4 separate regions of the Homo sapiens genome follow, and regions 2, 3 and 4 are each linked to region 1. Evidence: read pairs that join two places in POLR2A ChIA-PET (ENCODE). Cell type or tissue: MCF 10A. All regions are shown on one strand. Each heading gives the region's core, and the rest is flanking DNA. Links, peaks and the distances in the headings are about the cores only.

What was found. ChIA-PET counts read pairs that join two places held together with the same protein. Peaks named below come from ENCODE experiments on the same cell type or tissue, not always from the same donor. Only the 100,000 strongest peaks of a DNase experiment are listed, where the experiment ranks them.
Region 2: POLR2A ChIA-PET joins it to region 1 with 107 read pairs; 9 of 35 experiments call an interaction of 5 or more read pairs at or near these places.
Region 3: POLR2A ChIA-PET joins it to region 1 with 36 read pairs; 10 of 35 experiments call an interaction of 5 or more read pairs at or near these places.
Region 4: POLR2A ChIA-PET joins it to region 1 with 49 read pairs; 21 of 35 experiments call an interaction of 5 or more read pairs at or near these places.

What each region holds. Positions count from the first base shown.
Region 1 is chr11:1,832,215-1,836,214 of GRCh38, reverse strand. It overlaps SYT8 (synaptotagmin 8), which reads right to left and starts at 1,225. Exons shown (of 8, transcript NM_001394072.1): 1 at 1,016-1,225; 2 at 756-919; 3 at 231-329; 4 at 1-89. The coding sequence starts at 1,109. RefSeq lists enhancers at 2,035-2,648, 2,649-3,264 and silencers at 3,367-3,426, 3,487-3,696. In MCF 10A, for the core only: a CTCF peak has its summit at 3,556 (motif pointing right); DNase peaks (open chromatin) are centred at 1,294 and 1,834.
Region 2 is chr11:1,747,850-1,752,769 of GRCh38, reverse strand. IFITM10 (interferon induced transmembrane protein 10) reads left to right here and starts at 2,175. Exons shown (of 3, transcript NM_001170820.4): 1 at 2,175-2,411; 2 at 4,651-4,920. The coding sequence starts at 2,328. CTSD (cathepsin D) reads left to right here. Exons shown (of 9, transcript NM_001909.5): 9 at 1-15. RefSeq lists enhancers at 2,364-3,119, 3,120-3,875. In MCF 10A, for the core only: no CTCF peak of the experiment used is centred there; a DNase peak (open chromatin) is centred at 2,639.
Region 3 is chr11:1,769,965-1,774,884 of GRCh38, reverse strand. LOC105376517 (a long non-coding RNA gene) reads left to right here. Exons shown (of 4, transcript XR_002957212.2): 3 at 2,863-3,299; 4 at 3,385-3,519. Among named protein-coding and RNA genes, the nearest start is that of CTSD, 8.5 kb to the right of the region's middle. In MCF 10A, for the core only: no CTCF peak of the experiment used is centred there; DNase peaks (open chromatin) are centred at 2,184 and 2,904.
Region 4 is chr11:1,691,881-1,696,800 of GRCh38, reverse strand. It overlaps LINC02708 (long intergenic non-protein coding RNA 2708), which reads right to left. Exons shown (of 3, transcript NR_187232.1): 3 at 2,061-4,920. Among named protein-coding and RNA genes, the nearest start is that of KRTAP5-6, 2.9 kb to the left of the region's middle. In MCF 10A, for the core only: CTCF peaks have their summits at 2,639 (motif pointing left) and 3,430 (motif pointing left); DNase peaks (open chromatin) are centred at 2,620 and 3,380.

The DNA.
Region 1 (4,000 bases), core at 1-4,000:
CCGGCCTGGGTGGAGACGCTGACCCGGGCATAGGGGTCCACGGTGCCCCCAGGCCTCAGGTCGGCTGCCTGCCTCAGGCCCACCCTGATCTGGGAGCCAGCGGGGTGGGCTCAGCCAAGGGCCCCTGCCCTGTCAGCTCCCCACCACCCAGGGCATGGGGTCTGCCCTTCCCCCGTCACCCTTTCCGGAAACTCGCAGAACCGCTGGTCCTGCGCAGCGGGGCCCTTCACCTCCTGGCTTCCAAAGTCGAACTCCAGGGAGAGCTGCAGGCACCCCCATTGCTGAGCATCCCCCGGGCTGGACTCCAGGCCATCCACATCAGGTTGCACCTGGAGTGAGTTGGGACAAGGGGCAGGTGGTGCTGACATCATGCCTCATCAGAGCCCTGGGCTCCCGGGCAGCCCTTGCATGACATGGGTCAAGACCCCCCGCCTCCAGGCCAGGCCACCCAACAGGCACAAATCGTCGGCTTCGCTCTGTGAGACCGGCCAAACCCACCCAAAACGTGGCATCTGGGGTACCCCCTGCCTTCCTCAAGAACCCGCTGTGGCTCCCTCGGGCCCATGGGGCAGCCCCTGTTGCATGGCCTCCTTCTCACCTCTGTTCACCCACTTTCCCTGCCAGGAAGGTCCTCAACGCCCTGCCTCTGTGGGGGTTAAACCATCCCTGGGGCTGAACTCGCCTCGCTGCCCTGGGCTCTGGAGCCTGGATTTCAAGCCCTCTCTGGACTGAGTGAGCAAGGAGCCGCTCCTCACCAGGTGGGTGGTGGTGGTGCCGCGGGCACTGCCCAGACCCACGGACTCCTTGTCCCTGGGCTTCTTCCTGTGGCGGCGGCAGCAGCAGCAGGCAGCACAGAGGAGGCAGGAGACGAGGAGGACGCCCGCGGCAAGGGCGCCGGCAATGAGAGCCCAGCGGGGCCCTGGGGTAGAGGCCAGGCTGAGTGCATCTGTGGACAGCTGCAGCCCCCACTTGGCTGGGTTATCCCCACACCCCTCTTGGGAATCCCACAACTCACAGGGGGTCCCGGCGACAAGGTCTGGAATAAGCCCAGGTATAGCTGTGGTGCCAGCTGGGGCCGGGGCACTGGGAGAGACTGGTGGGTGCCCCATCTTTCTACCCTGCTGGTTTGGAAGAAGCGGCCCAGGAGGCTGGGTCAGCTGGGAGGGTGGCCCCTCCGGCCCCTGCCCGCTACCCCATCTGACTAGCAGCAGCCAGTGCTGGGTCTGCCAGGGCAAGGAGGCAGCACGGGGTGGCCAGGGGCGAGGGTTCTGTGCAGCAGGAAGCTGAAGGGAGGGAGGCTCTGGACCCTGGCCAAAGCTCCAGCTTAGCTGCCCAGGCCCAGCCTCCCAGCCACCTCCCAGCAGCCCCCAGCCCCAGCCAAGCAGGCAGGGCCTGGGCAGCCTAGTCCCTGCCTTCACCGGACCTCAGAGCACCCTTGCCCCCACTGTAGGATGCGTCCTCCACCAGGAAGCTCTCTCCCTCCCTGCTTCTCTCTCCTGGGCCCTGGACCCTGGGCCCTGCCTGGGGGTCCCATCTCATCCCTGGGGGTCTCATCTCTGCGGTCCCATCACTTCCTTGCCTCTACCCCAGCACGCACCACAGCTGGGGCCCACCATGGTTTGCCAGCCATGCAGGTGGAGCATGTTCACTGCAGCCCCCAGGAACTTGGAAGCCCAGAGGGGTCTGCAGGGTCATGGCGGGAGGAGCAGGGCTGGCTGTCGGCGGAGCTCACTGAGCAGGCCTGGGCTAAAGGTGCATTCCTGGCAGGGGCTCAGGGCCGCAGCGCCTGAGGATGAAGGTGAGGTGGTGGCAGGTAGGGGCAGGGTGCAGCTGGGAGCGGCCAGAACATTCCACACACACTGACTCAGCCGCTGCCTGGACTCGTCCACCTGCCTGCCTGGCCACCCTTCGGCATGTGGGTGGGAAGGAAGGTGGGGCGGGCGCAGCTGCTGGCCCCTGTACCCGCCTGCCTAGGGCCTGGGGAGGGAGCACACCTGGCTGGGCTGGCTCCTGTCACCTACAGGCAGGGGAACCAGGGTGCTACATGGGGCCTACGGTGACCCCAGGCCCAGGGTGACTCCCCAGCTCAGCTCTTCCCTGACTCCACCCGCTCCAGAGAGCAGCAGCCAGCCAGGAGACTCTGTTCCTCCACATTGGCGCCTCCCCTGCTTTGCCCACAAGAGCCTGGGACCCCTCTTGCCATGTCCAAGTCAGCCTGGCCTCAGGGGCCCAGCCCAGGCCATCCCATCGGGAATAAGCAGCTGTTGAGGCCAGATACCCTCACCTCTGCAGCCCCCCAGTCTGGGGCAGAGCAAGGAGACAGACAGAAAGGGACCCTGCCATGACTCCAGACACACACACACACACACACACACACACACACACACACACACACACACGCACGCGCACACAGCATCAATGCCCCACTCCCTGGCAGGCTGGGAGAGGCAGCTGCACTCCCAGAACGGACCCAAACCCCCAGTGTTCAGATGAGGGGGCTGCAGCTCAAGGAGGGGAGGGAGGGTCCAGGTTCCAGCCCCACACGCATGTTGACCCTGTGAGGTCAGCAGGCCAGGTGTTTTACAGACGAGTGGACCGAGGCTGGGAGCTCTAGTTTTGTGGCTCTGGAGGCCAGCATGGCCTGGGAAGCCCAGCCTGTCCCCAGAACACAGGGGCCAGCACAATGGAGGGATTATAGGTACAAAAAGGAGATGCGGAGGTCAGGGCCAGCTTTCCAGGCTGCACCCTGTGCGCAGGGCCCCATGCTCAGAGGGGTCCCTGCTTGGTTTAATGCGTGCTGGGGCCATCTTGAAATTCTTAATTTTGGAACAAGATGCTGCACATTTTCATTCTGCACTGGGCCTCACAAATGACGGAGCTTGTCGAGTTCGGGGGACCCTTTGGGTGAGTCCCCTGCAGATGCAGTGTGGGTGTGCAGTGAAGCTCACGGGCCTCGGCAGCCCCTCAGCTCCTGGGGGACACTCCCAGGTGGGTCCGGCGTCCCACACGTGGCTGGCGGAGCGCTCCTACTGGTGGTGGCTGATGGAATGGGCTGGGTCCGCAGGGTCCCTGGAGCGGGACTGTGCCGGCCAGATTCAAACAGGCCACTGCCTCCTCCCTACGTGGAGTTTCAAGGCAACTTCTCTTTTTGAAATGTCAGAGCCTGTATACATGCTGAGATTAAAGTAGCTTCACTCCAGATTTTTATGGTTGAGATTCCGGATAAGTTGCCAATACAGAATCTCCATCTGTGAGTGCGGGCATGTGTGCGTGTGCGTGTGCGTGCGCCCCTCCCCTGTGCCCCCGCTTTGCTGGCGTCCCCCCTCCTTTAGTCTAAGAACAGTCAGGGCCGGGCGGGGAGAGCTCCCCTGCAGTGATTTGCCGCGGCCGGCCAGCGGCACTCCCGGGCCAGCCTGGTGACCTTGTCCCCAGAGGAGCACAGGGGCCACCCAGAAGCTGCTCCGGAGAACCCCAGGACCCTGGGGGCGCTGGCTGCCGATGCTGGGGGTCCCAAAGCCTGGGGAGGTGCGGGGTCCCTCCGGACCGCCGGGACCCCAGGGAGGTGCAGGTGCAGCGGGCGCATGGCCACCAGGTGGCGCCGTCCGCCCCTCGGGACCCGGCCTCCCTCATGGCTCCCGGGGACAGTGCCCTGGAGACCCTTGGGCGCTGGGGGCTCTCGGGTCTCCCCTCCCAGATCTGGGAATCCCCCGCCCTCCCTGCCTGAGCCTCCCGGGGCTGCTCTCCCCGTTGTCTAGCTTTGGCTGTCTGTCTCCTGTGGCCCTGCTGGGAAAACCTTCTCTGGGAGTTCACGCCATGTTTTCCCAGGAAAGGGAGACGGTCCCTCCTCCCCGGCTCCCCCCTGGCCACCGCTCCAGCGGGCTCCTTAAGGCTCTGGAAACCGGCTCCTCTCTCCCCACGAAGGCGGCTGCTCTGCTCCTGCAGCTGCCAAGCTGCTTAGAAGGCCTCTCCGCATCCCCATCCGACTCACCCTCCAAGGCCA
Region 2 (4,920 bases), core at 513-4,512, 84 kb after region 1:
CTCCGGCCTCCCCTCTGTGCTGGTGTGCTCTTGTGCCTGGTCAGGGGTGGCTCCAACTTGGGATGGGGAAGGAGGGTGGGTAGTGCGAAGCCAGCACGGCAGCTGACTCGGCAGCACCGGGACAAGCATTTGGGGTGCCCCGGGCCTATGGCCCCCTGCCCTGCCCTGCCCAGCCCATGGGCTCCAGCCTGGTCGGCCAGCGGGGACTGACTTGTTCCCAGGTCTGGAGCAGTAGCCGGCAGGATGTGGCCTTGGCTGGGGTTTCAGGGTGTCTAGTGTGAGTGCCAGCCTTGAGGAGTGATTTCAGGGAGGTGGCCCAGCCAGGCAGCCACGGCACTCGAACAGAGGCTATTTCTGCTCTCGGGGACCCTCAGAGCAGGCCTACCAGTCACCCTCCTCAGCCCTCTTGTCCCGGGAAATAAATGGCCCCAGGTGGCGTGGGGGGGCTGGCCTAGCTGGGCCTTCTTGCCTCCCAGGCCCTAGAAGCGGTTTTGTGTGCAGTGAGCTGAGCTGGCACCAAGCAAGCCTGCCCAGGGTCCCTGGTTGCAGGGATTGGACTCAGAAGTCCCCTCCAGCCACAGCTGCCACAGTCACGGATCCCCGGGCTGATAACGCGGTGCGCTTGTTCCGCTGGGAGGGGAGGGGTTGGGAGCGTGTGCCCGGATGCAGTGGTAGCAGCCCCTGGGGTTCTAATAGGTAAGTAGGAGTTTGTGGGCATGTGGTGGTGGGAGCAGAGTTCCTTTTGGGATCAGTAGCTCTGGAGTCACTTAGAGCCCCCTCGAGCCCCACCCCAACAGGTTAGAAGATGAGGCAGATGTGACATTTGCCATTATCTTGATGCCTCTGCCTGAGGGTGGTGGCTGCCTTGGCCTTCCTCCCAAGGGGCTGCAGGGCTTTCACCCCAGAGCCATGCTACGGCAGACACCTGGAGCAAGAACATTTACCCAGGGTGGCACGGAGGCTTGGAAACACATGCCTGGCGTTTGGCATGCCTGAAATCTGAGCAGAGCTGGGCAGAACTCTGCAGGGCCTGGCAGGGCTTCTGGGGAGACAAATGTCCTGTCATCAGATGCTTTGTGCACTGAGGCCTGGGAGGGCAGAGAGGTACAAGGAGGCAGCCATACCCTGTTGTCCCTGCCCTGTCCCACTCTCCCCATCTCCCTCCTTCTGCAGCTTGTCAGCTCCGTCCAGCTCCCATCTTCATGGCTGCTGCCCTGGGGTTGCTCCGAGGGCTCCCTCCAGCCCGGCAGGATTCTCGGGGCCCTGGAGTCTGACCCCGGGTTCCTCCGTGGTTTTCTAGCTGGTGACTGGACCCTGAGCCTGGAGTCCCCCCCTGTCTAGACTGTGGGTTGTAACCAGAAACCCCTAGCAAAGGGGAAGCTGGAGCCCAGGCCCTTGGGGAGCCCACCAACAGTCACATGAATGCTGGCTGTGCCAAGTTTGGCTCGGCCCTGGCTCTGCCCTGCGACCCCTGGCTCCCTCTCAGTGGTGTTTCCTGGCCTCAGAGGCAGCCCCAAGGTGGCCTGAGGCCGGGAGCAGGCCCTGGCTCCCCTGTCACCTACCCAGTGACCCTGGGCAGGCCCTGGACCCTCGGGCCCAGGCAACCCTCTCCTGCTATGGAGGCCTCCTCACTGCCTGAGGCCTTCAGGGCAAACTGGGGTGGGGCAGCACTGGGCAGAGGCTGTGTGGCAGGCCAGGGTCTCCCAGAAGGTGGTGGCTGGCCGGGTAAGCCCAGCTCAGATGCTGGGGAGACATGGGGGCATGGCACACAGGCCACACTCAGCCTGGGATCAGGCCCCGTCTGAGGACACCGGGTCCAGTTTTCCCTGGGCCAGGCCCTTGGAAAGGAGGAGGGAGTTGGGGAGGGAGAACGGAACCCTGGTTCTCCGACAGGCCCCATCCACCCACGGCCTGTGGGCTCCAGGGAGAGCATGGCCAGGGTGCCCAAGGAGACGAGGAGGAGGCTCCTCATGCTTCATGACCCCTCCTGCTCGTTAGGGTTTATCAACATCATTTAAGATCAGCCTTGTGCTGTGGGTTCCTGGCGTGCTGTGGATAACACTGTGCCCGGGTCAGCCCAGGCATGAGGGGCGGGGACTAGGCTGGAAAGAGGAGGGGCTTGCAGAGGGCTGGGCTTTTCCAGGGGATTAGGGTTCAGAACAGAGGTTTGGGGAGAGAAAGGGTTCAGAGTCAGGCACAGGCAGGCAGACAGGACCCCAAGCAGGACTGGCCTTCCAGACAGGAAAGAGGGTTGCGGAGACACAGGAGGCCAGTTGAGAGTGGCAGAGGAGAAAGGAGTTTCATGGGAGGATGGGGCTTGGAGAGAGATGAGGGAGGGAAAACGGGGGCCGCCATGCATCCTCAGCTTCCGGGGGACTTTGGAGAGGGTCGAGGCTCAGTGGGAGCTGGAGGTTGGTGAAGAGGACCCAGCTCAGGGAACCTGCGTGGTGAAGTGGGGGACTTGGAGGGAGGGAGGGAAGGCTGGAGTTTTCTCCATGGGGAGGAACTCATGGGGACTGTTATGGGGATGGAAGATCAGCTGGCGTCAAGCATACCGTGAGAGTGAGGATGTGGTGGGGTAGCGGAGGCGGCTGAGGCTGGGAGGACAGGCATTGGTCAGGAAAAATGATTCACAGGGAACAAAGTATCCTCAGGGGACCAGGCTCAGAAGGGCTGGTAGGGATCACAGAGAGGCTGTGGGCAGGTGAGTAAACCAGCCTCCAGGGAGACAAGTGTCCTTAGCAGCCAGGACCTCAGCACAGGACCAGAGCTCGGAACGGGACACTTTGCCCTGCGAGCAGATGGAGCATGACCTGGGGTCTGCGCAGGAGAGGCCACATTCTCCCAGACTCTGGGAGTGAACTGGAGTGGGGCCCCGGCTGGGTGAAGTCAGACTCCAGGAAAGGGGGCAGGAGCTCCGATGGGCAGGAGTGGGCTCAGCCAGGAAGGAACAGAGTAGGGGGTGCTGAAACTTACCGGAAGGCCTGGACTTGGTGGGCTAAGGAGGGAAGGGACTGGAGGGTGGTCTTGGGGGCCTTGTGGACTTGGTTAGGGACAGGATGGGGCAGAGACGGGCAGTCAGGTAGGGGGCCTGCTGGGGCTCAGGGGACTGGAGCTTCGTCAGGAGGGGACTGAGCTGCTGGAACTGAGAGTCAACAGGCCAGAAGGGCAGGACCCAGGGGCGGGGGTCCCTGGAGGCAGCAGGGCCCAGGCGCTGGGGTGGAGCGCCATGGGGAGAGTGGGAAGAGGAAGAGGGTCTCTCTTGGGGAGGCAGATGGGGAGGGTTCCGGGAGCGTCCAGTCTTCCACGGGGCTGGGGGCTCCGCGAGAGGGATGGGGCCGGGTGGGGTGGGGAGGAAGACGCAGTGGGTCCGGGGAGATGGAGGTGGCGCGGACACCCTGGTCGGGGGCTGTAGGGGTCCCATCCCTGCGGGACCTTGCAACTCCCCAGGGTCGCGGCTTCCGAGGCCCCCACCCTCCTGGCAGGAGGAGGCGGAGGCGGGGAGGTGGCTGTGCCCGCTGCCGCCGTGAGTCAGGCTCTGGGCTGCAGCCGCGCGGCCGGTCTGGCGCTGCGGAGGGAGCGCAGGCGGCGGGGGAGGCAGCGGCGCCGCCGCCGAGCCCCGCGCGCTCCCCACCCCCTCAAGGTTGGGCCGCTGGGAGGCGGATCAGTGGACAGACAGCGGCCCGCGGGACGGCGGAAGGACGCGCGCACCGAGGCTCAGGGGGTCCGGCCGCGCGCCGAGGAGTCGCTTGTAGGTGAGGAGGCGCCGTCCGGGGGGCTGCGGCAGACCCGGATGGGGCTGGGGGCTGCAGAGCCTCGGCCGCAGACCCCCCGGCGAGCGCCGCACGGGAGCTGGGAACGCGGGGTGGCGCAGAGCGCGAGCGACTTGGTGCCTCGTTGGAGAAGTGTTCATTTCACAGCCTGTTATTGTGCGTCTATGTATGGCCCGGGGGTGCGTGGCTCCGGGCAAGTGTGCGCGCTTGGGGTCCCCAGGTTGGAGGTGGGGGGCGGTGCGCACGAGTTGGAGACCCCGCACCTGTGCCGGTTCTTGGTGCTCGTGGCTGAGCCTGCATCGCCTTGTGTGGGGAGTTGTTTACTCGTCAATGGCTCTGAGCGCGCCCGCGGGTGCGCCCCGGGGTCTGGAGAGCCCGCGGTGCAGCCCGCGGTGGAGCCCGTGGCGGTGCCCGTGGCGGTATCGGGTGTCCGCGGGCGCCGTGGGCAGGTGCTTTGGCCGCTCTGCTAGCTCTGCCGGTTGGCGGCTGAGGCAGCGTCGCTGTGGGTCCGGCGCCCCGTGTGTGCGGGGTTGTTTGGGGTGCTGGGGCACTCTGTGTTTTGCAACAGTGTCAGTCTCAGCGTTGGTGTGCTTCGGGGCGGGGGGTGCTGTTGTGTGTGTCAGTGGGTGAGTGTTTATGCGCAGATGGCGAAGTGATGAAAGCCCCAGGTCCCTGCCAAGGCTGCTGCGAAGGGCTTTGGCATCGTCCGTGGCCGCCGAGGCCCGGGGCGGGTGGGGGAGGCAGGTGGCAGGCTGGCAGCTGGCGGCCCCCGCAGGGATTTCCGTCTCCACTGGGGCTGTTCTCGGAGCTGCTGGGCGTGAGGGTGGGTGCTGGCCGGTAGGCCGGGCCCAGCTTGCTCTCACTTTCTCCTCTCCAGGCCCAGGGCCCCGGCCAGTGCCCAGCCCCGCTGGGAGACCCGGCCAGCACCACGGACGGCGCCCAGGAAGCCCGAGTCCCCCTGGACGGGGCCTTCTGGATTCCGAGGCCCCCGGCAGGTTCGCCCAAGGGCTGCTTCGCTTGCGTGTCCAAGCCCCCTGCCCTGCAGGCTCCGGCGGCCCCTGCCCCTGAGCCCTCGGCCTCTCCCCCGATGGCGCCCACACTGTTCCCCATGGAGTCCAAGAGCAGCAAGACCGACAGCGTGCGGGCT
Region 3 (4,920 bases), core at 350-4,349, 62 kb after region 1:
GAGAGAGGGATTTATTGTTTAAAGTTGGCCTGTGTAATTATGGAGGCAGCAAGTCTAAAACCTCAGGGCAGGTTGGAGACCCAGGGAAGAGTTGATGCCTCATTGTGAGTCCCGAGTCTGTCGCTGGCAGAATTCCTTCCTCCTCAGGGATCTCAGTCTTCTTTCTGTTAAGGCCTTCAGCTGATTGGCTGAGGCCCACCATACACTGGCACATCATCGGCTTTACTCAAAGTCTACGGATTTAAATGGGAATGAGAATCACCTCTGAAAAACACCTTCACGGAAACATCTAGACTAGCGTTTGCAAATATCTGGATACTGTGGCCCAGCCAAGTTGACACAGAACATTTCACCATAAGCATTTGCACGGGTAGTCCATGTACATTCGCATCCCTTCCTGGGCGCCGGGCTTGTCTCCCCAGTAAGCCAGGGCAGGGAAGCTCCCTCCCTGGGCCTCCCTGCAGCCTGGCTAAGCCACTCCTGTGCCAGATGCATCCCCTGGCTGGCGGGCCCCCATCACCCCTTTGACCTCACCTCATCACATCCTTTCCCACCTTCCTAGCCATGGAGGCCTCTCGGTCCCTCCAGCTCATTCCATTCTCAGGCTGGCTCCTGTCCGTCATTGAGGAAGGCCTTCAGTCATCCCTATAGACACCCCAACCTCCTCACTGTCTCTGAGGCAGCCCGGCCCCAGCTGTTCCCCTCAGCACACACCACAGTCTGGAACTACATCTCTTATTGGTTGAGCACTTGCTTTGGCTCCTATTTGCCCCATGAAGGCAGGTCTGCATCTGTCTTGTTTGTCCCCAGTGTGCAGCAGCCGCCGGCATCCCAGAGGTGCCGTGGATTTTGTTAAAATATGAAGGAAGAGTCCCCAACCAAGCTTGGGGGACAGTGAGCTGCGTATTCAGTTATTCCAGCTGCAGAGCCCAGTGGGCTCTGTGGCCGCCTGCCACGGTGCACCCATACCTGTGGGCTCCTGGGGTCTCCCGAGGCCTCCATGTGCCTGCCAGGCCCTCCCAGGGAAGCCATGATGGAGGAAGGCCATGGCTCAGGGCTCAGTCCTTGGAGCTGAAGCCCCTAATCCAGAGGGTTTGTGGGCCACTGGGACCCTGGTCTTTTCATCAGTGCCCTGAGACTGCAGCCCTCAGAGACTGCTGAACCCTAAAGCTTTTGGGTTTTTTCCTATTACACATTTGTGATCCTGGAAGGTCAGGTGCCCGAACAGGGTGTATGCAGAGGGTGGGGAGCAGGAGGTTAGCTTAAAAGGTCATCCAGTTCAACCCCAACTGATGACTGGCATCCGGCTCTCCTCCACAGCACCCAGGCCTGTCCAGCCCTGGGGGATGCCCAGAAACGCACACCCCGGCAGCCAGTGCAGAACTGGGCCCCACAGTAAGCTCAGGACTCGGGGGTGCTCATTTCTGGAGGCAGGTAGAGGTTGAGGCTCCTGGAAGAGGACACAGCAGAGGCCTCCAGCAACTGTGAGCCCTGCATGCCACTCCTCTTCCTTGCACAGAGAGACAGACTGAAGGTCAGGGGCAGCGGCCAGGGTGGGTGAGCTGGATAACCTCAGGGTGGAGGACTGGGGGGATGCTAAAGGCACAGTGCACCTTCAGCCAAGCTGGGTCCCTTCCCAGCAGGACACCCAGAGATGCCATGTCCTGGACCTGGAGGGAAGCCAGACAGCTGTGCCTGGGCACCCCCCTCCCCCTCCCCCTCCCCCACCTGTGCCCAGCACCCCTTTCCCCTCCCTGACCTGTGCCTGGGCGCCCCTCCCCCTCCCCCACCTGTGCCTGGACACCCTCTCCCCCAAACCTCGCCTGTGCCTGGGCACCACCTTCCCCTCCCCGACCCGTGCCTGGGCACTCCCTTCCCTTCCCCCACCTGTGCCCAGCATCCCTTCCCCTCCCCCACCTGTGCCTGGGCAGCCCCTCCCCCTGCCCTAACTGTGCCAGCCATTCACAGCCTCCACCTTTCCCCCCACCAGCCCCAGTCCTGTCCAAAGTCAGCTGACAAAAAGCTAATTCCCTCCCTGGCCTCCTCAACTGCTCTTGCAGAACTAAAGCTGCCTGTGGCTGGAGCCCCAGGGTGCCGCAGCCCCCTTTCTCTTGAGGGTCATGGTGGCCCCAGCTCTGAGAGTGCAGTGACTCAGCCCTAAGAGGAGGGAGGGGCAGGACTGGAGCAGGGGTGACTCAGCATCTCAGCCGCTCCCTCTCCTACCTCCTGGGGTTGGCGGGGGACTTGGGGAAGAAACCACTTCCCTGCTCCACACCCAGCGCCTGACCCCATCCAGGGAATCTGACCTTCAAGCCGTCCCTTAAGCCGTAGGGCTGCAGAAGGACCCCTTGCCCCCTTCCTTCCCCCGCCGAGGAACAGAAGTTATACACATACACGCACCCACACACACACACACACACACACACACACTGCCACCATGATCAACATCTTGCATTTGTGCAGCACATTTGTTATAAGTGATGATCACTGATGCAAGGATGCATTACTGTTAACTAACGTTCATAGTTTACAGCAGGGTTCGCTCTTTGAGTTGTACATCCTGTGGGTTTTGACAAATGCATAATGTCCTGTTCTACCATTACAGTATCATACACGGCAGTCTTGCTGCCCTAAAAATGTTCTGTGCTTCACCTATTCATCTGCCCTCCCCAAACCCTGGCAACCACTGATCCTTTCACTGTCTCCATAATTTTTCCTTTTCTAGAATGTCATAGAGATGGAATCAGACAGTATGTAGCCTTTACTGGTTGGCTTCTTTCACTTACGTTCCTCTATGGATTTTCATGGCTTGTAGCTTTTTTTTTTTTTTTTTTTAACACTGGGTCTCTCTCTGTTGCCCAGGCTGCAGCTCAGTGGTGCAATCTCAGCTCATTGCAACTTCCACCTCCCAGGATGAAGCAATCCTCCCACCTCAGCCTCTCCAGTAGCTGAGACTTCAAGCTCCCTCCAGCAGCCGAGCTGATTTTTGTATTTTTTTATAGAGATGGGGTTTCACCATGTTGCCCAGGCTGGTGTCAAATCCCTGGGCTCAAGTAATCTGCCCACCTCGACCTCCCAAAGTGCTGGGATTGCCTGCGTGAGCCCCATCCCCGGCCTGCTCATTTCCTTCTAGTGCTGAAGAATATTCCGATGTCTGGATAGACCACAGTTTGTCTGTCCACTCACCTCTAGGCAGACATCTTGGTTGCTTCCAGTTTTTAGTGACGGTGAATAAAACTGCTCTAAACATTCGTGTGCAGGTGTTGGTGTGAACATAAGTTTTCAACTCATTTATCGAGGTAAATATCGAGGCGGGCAGTTGCTGGATGGTATGATGAAAGTACATTTAAGCCTTGTAACAAACTGCCAAACTGTCTCCCAAAGTGGCTGCACCGTTTTGCAGTTCCGCCAGCAACGCATGAGACTTCCTGTTGCCGCACGCCCACCCCGGCATTTGGCGTTGTCAGTGTTTTGGATTTTGGCCATTCTTACAGGTATGTGGTGGTGTCTCACTGTTGTTTTAACCTGCAATTCCCTAACGACGTACGATGTTGAGCATCTTTTCGTGCGCTTATTTGCCAGCTGCATTTTTTCCTTGGTGAGGCGTCTGAGCAGACGATTTGCTCACTTTTTAAATTGGGTTATTTTCTTTTGTTAAGCTTTGAGAGTTCTTTGCCTATTTTGGATACAAGTCTTGTATCAAATATGTGTTTTGCAAATCTTTTCTCCCAGCGTGTGGCTTTTCTTTCCATTCTCTTTGGCAAGATCATGAAGGTGGCCCTCTTTGCCTTTTTCCTCCCTAAAGGATTTACCATTTACATCACATCCCTAACTGATCTAAAATTGAATGTTGTGTATGGTATGAGGGAGGGATCGAGACCCTTCCATTCCATTGCCTGAAAAGATCAGCCTTTCCTCCACTGCATTTCCATGTCACCTTGACACTGTATACCTGAGATTCCTCCTTCCTGTCCACCCATCTATCTTTGTGTCAATACCACACTGTCTTGATGATTGAATATGACAGTCATTCTCTCTTAAACTTCACCACCACCACATCACTAAAACAGGTCTTGTCAAGGTCAAATTGTGAAACGTTGTGGTGAATGCTCATCTTCCACAGGCCATCAGCAGAGCCACTCAACACAGCAGCCACTCCCTCCTTGAACCACTTTCTTCGGCCGGCTCTACGGGCCCCACCCTCCTGGCCTCTCCTGTCTCCAGATGGTTCCTCACCTCCTTTGCTGGTGCCTGCTCAATCCTCTAACCTCTTCTTCTTCTTCCTTTTTTTTTTTTTGAGATGGAGTCTTGCTCTGTTGCCCGGTGTGCTGTGGCACAATCTCAGCTCACTGCAACCTCCACCTCCCAGGCTCAAGCGATTCTCCTGCCTCAGCATCTCGAGTAGGTGGGATTACAGGCATCTGCCACCACACCCAGCTATTTTTGTACTTTTAGTAGAGACAGGGTTTCACCATGTTGGCCAGGCTGGGCACGAACTCCTGACCTCAAGTGATCTGCCCGCCTTGGCCTCCAAAAGTGCTGGGATTACAGGCGTAAGCCACCGCACCCAGCCTCAATCCGCTAACCTCTTAAAGTTGGGAGACCCCTGGGCTCAGTCCCTAGACCTCTTCTATTCTCTAGCTACACTCAGCCTGGTGCCATCCAATCTTATCACCACAACACATGGCACTGATGACTATCTCATGTCCGTCTCAGCCCCGACCTCTCCCTGGACTCACAACTCAAATCACTGCTGCCATGCAGCAGAATCACCTGGTTGCCCCACATGCTTTGTCTCAATCTGAAGCATCCAAAACTGAGCTCCTGGCCTTCCTCCCCAAGACTCTTACTCCTGCATCTGTTCCCATCTCAGCCAATAAAAGGCCATCCTTCTAGGGTTTTGGGTAGGCCGTGGAATGT
Region 4 (4,920 bases), core at 500-4,499, 140 kb after region 1:
TCAAGTTCTCCGTGGGCCACACACTCTCTGAAGGCTCCAGGGAAGGATCCTTTCTGCGTCTTCCAGCTTCTGGTGGTGGCCAGACATTCTTGGCTTGTGGCTGCATCCCCCGTCTCTGCCTCCATCCTCAAGTGGGCTTCTCCACTGAGTGTCTGTGTCTGACCTCCTCCCCTCCTTTCTCTTACAGGGACACCAGACATTGGATCAGGGCCCACCCTACTCCAGTACAACCTCATCTTAACTTGATTACATCTGCAAAGACCCAGTGTCCAAATAAGATCACATTCAGAGTTTCCAGGTGGACAGGAATGAGGGGGTCCTATTCAACCCACTTCTATGCTGATGCTGATGCTGACTTGACTCCGAAAGTCTCAGGGGAAGTTTACAGAAGGCACAGGGAGACCACGCATGGAGACACCCTAGAGCAGGTGACCCCATCCTGGGCTATCACCCGTGGGTAGAACAGGATGAAACCCAGGATCTCATAAGAGCCAGGATCAGGAAATACTCAGGATCAGAATAGGACTCAGGATCAGGGCAGGCTCAGGACAGGACTCAGAAACAGGGCAGGAACCAGGATCAAGACAGGACTCAGGATCAAAACAGGACTCAGGATCAGAACAGGACTCAGCATTAGGGCAGGTCTCAGGATCAGGCAGGACCCAGGATCAGGACAGGACTCAGAATCAGGGCAGGACCCAGGATCAGGGCAGGATCAGGACAGGACTCAGGATCAGGGCAGGACGCAGGATCAAGACAGCACTTTGAATCACAATAGGACTCAGGATCAGGGCAGGATCAGGACAGGACTCAGGATCGGGGCAGGTCTCAGGATCAGGACAGGACCCAGGATCAGGACAGGACTCAGGATCAGGGCAGAACCCAGGATCAGGGCAGGTCTCAGTATCAGGGCAGGACCACAGGATCAGGGCAGGAATCAGGATCAGGACAGGACCCAGGATCAGGGCAGGTCTCAGGATCAGGGCAGGACACAGGATCAGGGTAGGACCCAGGATCAGGACAGGACTCAGGGCAGGATCAGGTCAGGACCCAAGATCAAGACAGGACTCAGGATCAGGACAGGATTCAGGATCAGGACAGGTCTCAGGATACCTGGGATCCTGCTGTCTTGGTTGGAAAGAGGGGGCCTGAGTGCAGACCCAGGAATCGTGACCCTGCAGAGTCATTTCCCTGGAGCTGGATGACTCCAGGCTCAGTGGTTTAGGGCTTAGAGATGCTGTCAGTCAGCACACTGTGAGGCACCAAGGGCATAGTCCAATGAACCGGCAGAGTTGGAGAAACAAAGGAGGTGGCAGCTCAGGAGCCCCCCACCTTTGGGCTTTGCTGACAGAGGAGGACACAGGGATAGAAACTCTGAGAAAGCCAAAGCTGTGGGAGGGTCCCAGTGCCCCACCCCACACACAGGACAATGGCCGCCCACAGACCACGGGGCCTGTGGCTTGTATGCCCAGTCAGGTGACGACGCCATTCAGAAACTAGATCTCATAGGGTGCCCAGCTGCTGAATCTCAGGCCAGGTCTGCAGTGAGTGCAGTGCCCCAGGCCTGGAACACTCTGATACCATAGGGACCCAATGCTGAGTGCACCCAGGAGCTGTGGGTCTGAAACAGTGGTCAGAGGTCACCGACATGTGGAGGAGGCCCCTAGAGTGTGGGAGACAGAACCCCCAGGTGTCAGTCTTGGCCGAAGGCTTTGCAGGACTGAGCAGGTGGGGAAGAAGGGCAGGGAGCAGGGCTGCCATAGGAGAGACCTGTCCTTGGATGTGGGTCTCCAGAGCAGGGCAGGGCAGAGCACCGGCGTGGAGGTGTTTTGTGCATATGCTGGATACCTGGCAACTATGGCAGCGTGGGCTCAGGACGGGCTCCCGAATTTTCAGGGTCCAAAGCAACGTGACAGCGCAGGCCCCTTGTCCGAGCATGGCAAAGGAATTCAAGACCATCAGAGCCTCACGCTGAGCAGGGTCCTTCTCACTTGCATGGCCCCTGCATCTCCAATCCCCACTGCATCCCGTGCGCCCGGATATCTTCGGGAATTAGTGCATTCTTGTGAAACACGGGGTTTTATTTTGAGGCGCGTTTTCAATTCTGCAACGGGGGTGTGCACGGCCTTGCTCTACCGGTCACCCTCCTGCTTCAGCTCTGGGTCTGAAGGTGGCTCCACGTGGCTCCGGGGTCACTACATCCACACCCAGGGACCCCCACCTCGGCCGCTTCCAAGCTCTGCCCCGCCGTGTGCCTCGAGGACAATCGCCTGGGGACAGACCCGCCCGCCGCCCCACCAGTCGTGTGACATCAGGCAGTCCACAGCCTCCCTGGCCCTCAGTATCTTCATCTACACAACGAGAGGAGCATTGACCACTTTGCAGAGCTGCTTTGGAGGCCAGAGGTCATGAAATGAAGTTGCCGGCCTCCGCTGACCCACGGTTGTCGTTTTAGCTCTCCGCTTCCTGACCCGGGGTTCTCGGTCTCCCCTTTAGTCTCTCTTCCTCCCCAAAGCGCAGTGCCTCCTCCCCCGGGCCAGTAGGGCCCAAGGCTGCAGGGATGCGGCTGGAGGAGCGCAGCGGGAGGGGTCAGAGCTGCCCGCGGCAGAAGCGCAGATGAGCAGTCCTTGAGCGCCCCCTGGGGGCCGTGAGCTCCGAGCCTGTGGCCGAGGGCGGGGAGGCGCCTGCTGGGCTCTGCAGAGGTCACAGGCAGGGACTTGGGGGTTCCTAGGGGCCCCGGCACAGGCTGGCACGGAGGAGGAGGCATCGCCCGGCCCCCCCTCGGGGCTGTAGCTCAGAGCAGCCCTGGTGCCATGACCACCCCCCAACCCCTGGCCCAAGCGGGCAGAGCCCTCGGTGTGGGGAGACCTTCCCTTCTGCCCCTTTCTCCTGCGTGTTGACCTCACAGAACAGGAAGGGGGCCAGCAGGAACATGGCAGGGGGCGTGACAAGGGCAAGGCCCTGGGGTCGGCTCGCCTGCTCCTTGCCCTGTGCCAGCCGACCTGGGCCTCCCTGTCTCCGCCACATCCCTCGCCTGTCTCGACCACGGCCTCCGTCCCCAGGCACTGGCCCCTGGTCCCCAGGCTCTAGGTGGTGGCAACCCCTCGCTCGGGGCCACTGGGGGCAAAGAGGGGGGGCAGCTCCTGCCTCTGCTGTCTCTGGGTAGACTCCCTTTCTGTCCCCACGGTAGCAGCTCTGGTTTTCTCTGCACCTGAGTCCCTGTCCCCATCCCCCAGAAGGTTCCTGTGTCCGGGGAAGGGTCCTTCGTCCCTTGCGACTTTCTCCAAGTTGCTATATATGCACTCCGAGTCTCCTTTTCTGACCTGTAAAATTGTGATGGGAATAACAGGGCCGTCGCCATTCCTGGGGAAACGAGACTGCAGGTCCTGCGGCCCGGGCTGGCCGAGAAGCGCCACCTGGTGGCAGGAGGGCCCCGCGGGGCGGCCGGCGAGTGGGAAGCAAAGGCTCCTCGCAAGACCACTCCCCTAGCCCCGGGGTCGGCAGCTCTCCAGGGGCCATGTCCCCGGCTGGTTCGGCGCCCAGGGACAGCACCCCAGACCAACTTGCGCATTCCTTCCAATCACAATGACTTTGATGCTTTTGAAAAAACAAAAATTAAATTAAAAAATAAAATAACACATCCTTTAAGTTTTGTATCTGTGGGCTCCTCTTTCTGGGACTCAGGGCGAGTGCCTAGCCCGCCCGTGCACACCGTCAGAGCAGCGCAGCCAGACCCCAGCCTCTGCTCAGCCAGGGTCTCTAGGGAAGGTGCCTGCAACCAAGCCCTCGTTTCTAGTTTGTAATGCACGGCTTCTATTTTGTGGCATGCACTGATGCTGGTTTAGAACGGCTCCCACCCTTCCCTGTCTTCGTAGCAGGTAGTGAGTAGCTGTGACCCTCTGAGAACAGGACAGGGGCTCACCCCTCCAAGCCATCTCCTTCCTGCTCCTCAGCCCTGGAGAGTGGAAGTGGGTGCGTGGGAAAGTTGAAGGCTTCATGCTCAGGGCTGGCATGGCCAGGGGCACCGAAGGAGGTCGGGGGAGGAGGGACATTCGAGAGCCGGGCTCTCAGAACCTGGGTGTCTGTGGCTTCCTGGGGATGCAGGGATGGATGGAGTTGTGCCTGGCCAAAATCTCACCCTGCACCGTCACTCCAGCCCCTGCCCCTCCCCGGGGTGAGAGGCGGCCTCTGGCTTCCCACCTGCCCACAGGGCCTTGCCTGCCTGGGGCCCAGCAGGTGGTTCAGCTTAGCTCCATGACTAATTTCCCTCCGCCTTCACCTGAACACACAGGTGCACCCCGAATCTGCTCCCACACCCCCTCCTCCAGCAGCTTAGGGTCGAGGACCAGAACCAGTTTTCAATGCATTTAATGACCTCTGAGGAAGTCCCCTTAGAAGATTGCGGCAGCAACCGGGGATGGGAAGGGGCTGTTTCCAAATGAGGTGAACCTGGGGAGGTTGCCTGAGCCTCTGGGCCTCAGCCTCTGTTTTCTGGCAGGCAGAATGGAATGAGCATTCCCTTTTCTCCTGGGCCACTGGGAGACTTTGCCATTGTGAAGGCAAAACGCCTGGCAACAAGTGGGTCTTCTGTGACCATGGCTCTCGCCGTAGGCTTACAGCAGCAGCCGCTGCTTCCTGGGCCTCTGTCCCTCTGTGAAGGTCCCCGGTCTCTCAGACAGAATCTTCTGTCTGGGTCAGGGTCTGGCCACACTGTCCCTGAGCTCTCCTTCCAGGCATCCCAGCTGGGGGCAGAAGTGAACCCACAGAAACCCCCATCCACCCCGGACATTGAGGCTGCCCCTGGGAGCTGGCAGATCCTGAACTCTAATAAGGCCTGTCCTAGGCGTGGAGCTGGCTGGTAGCTTGAGGGTTTCAAGCCCTCTGGATCCCACCTACACAGGGATTCCCTGGAAACACCCG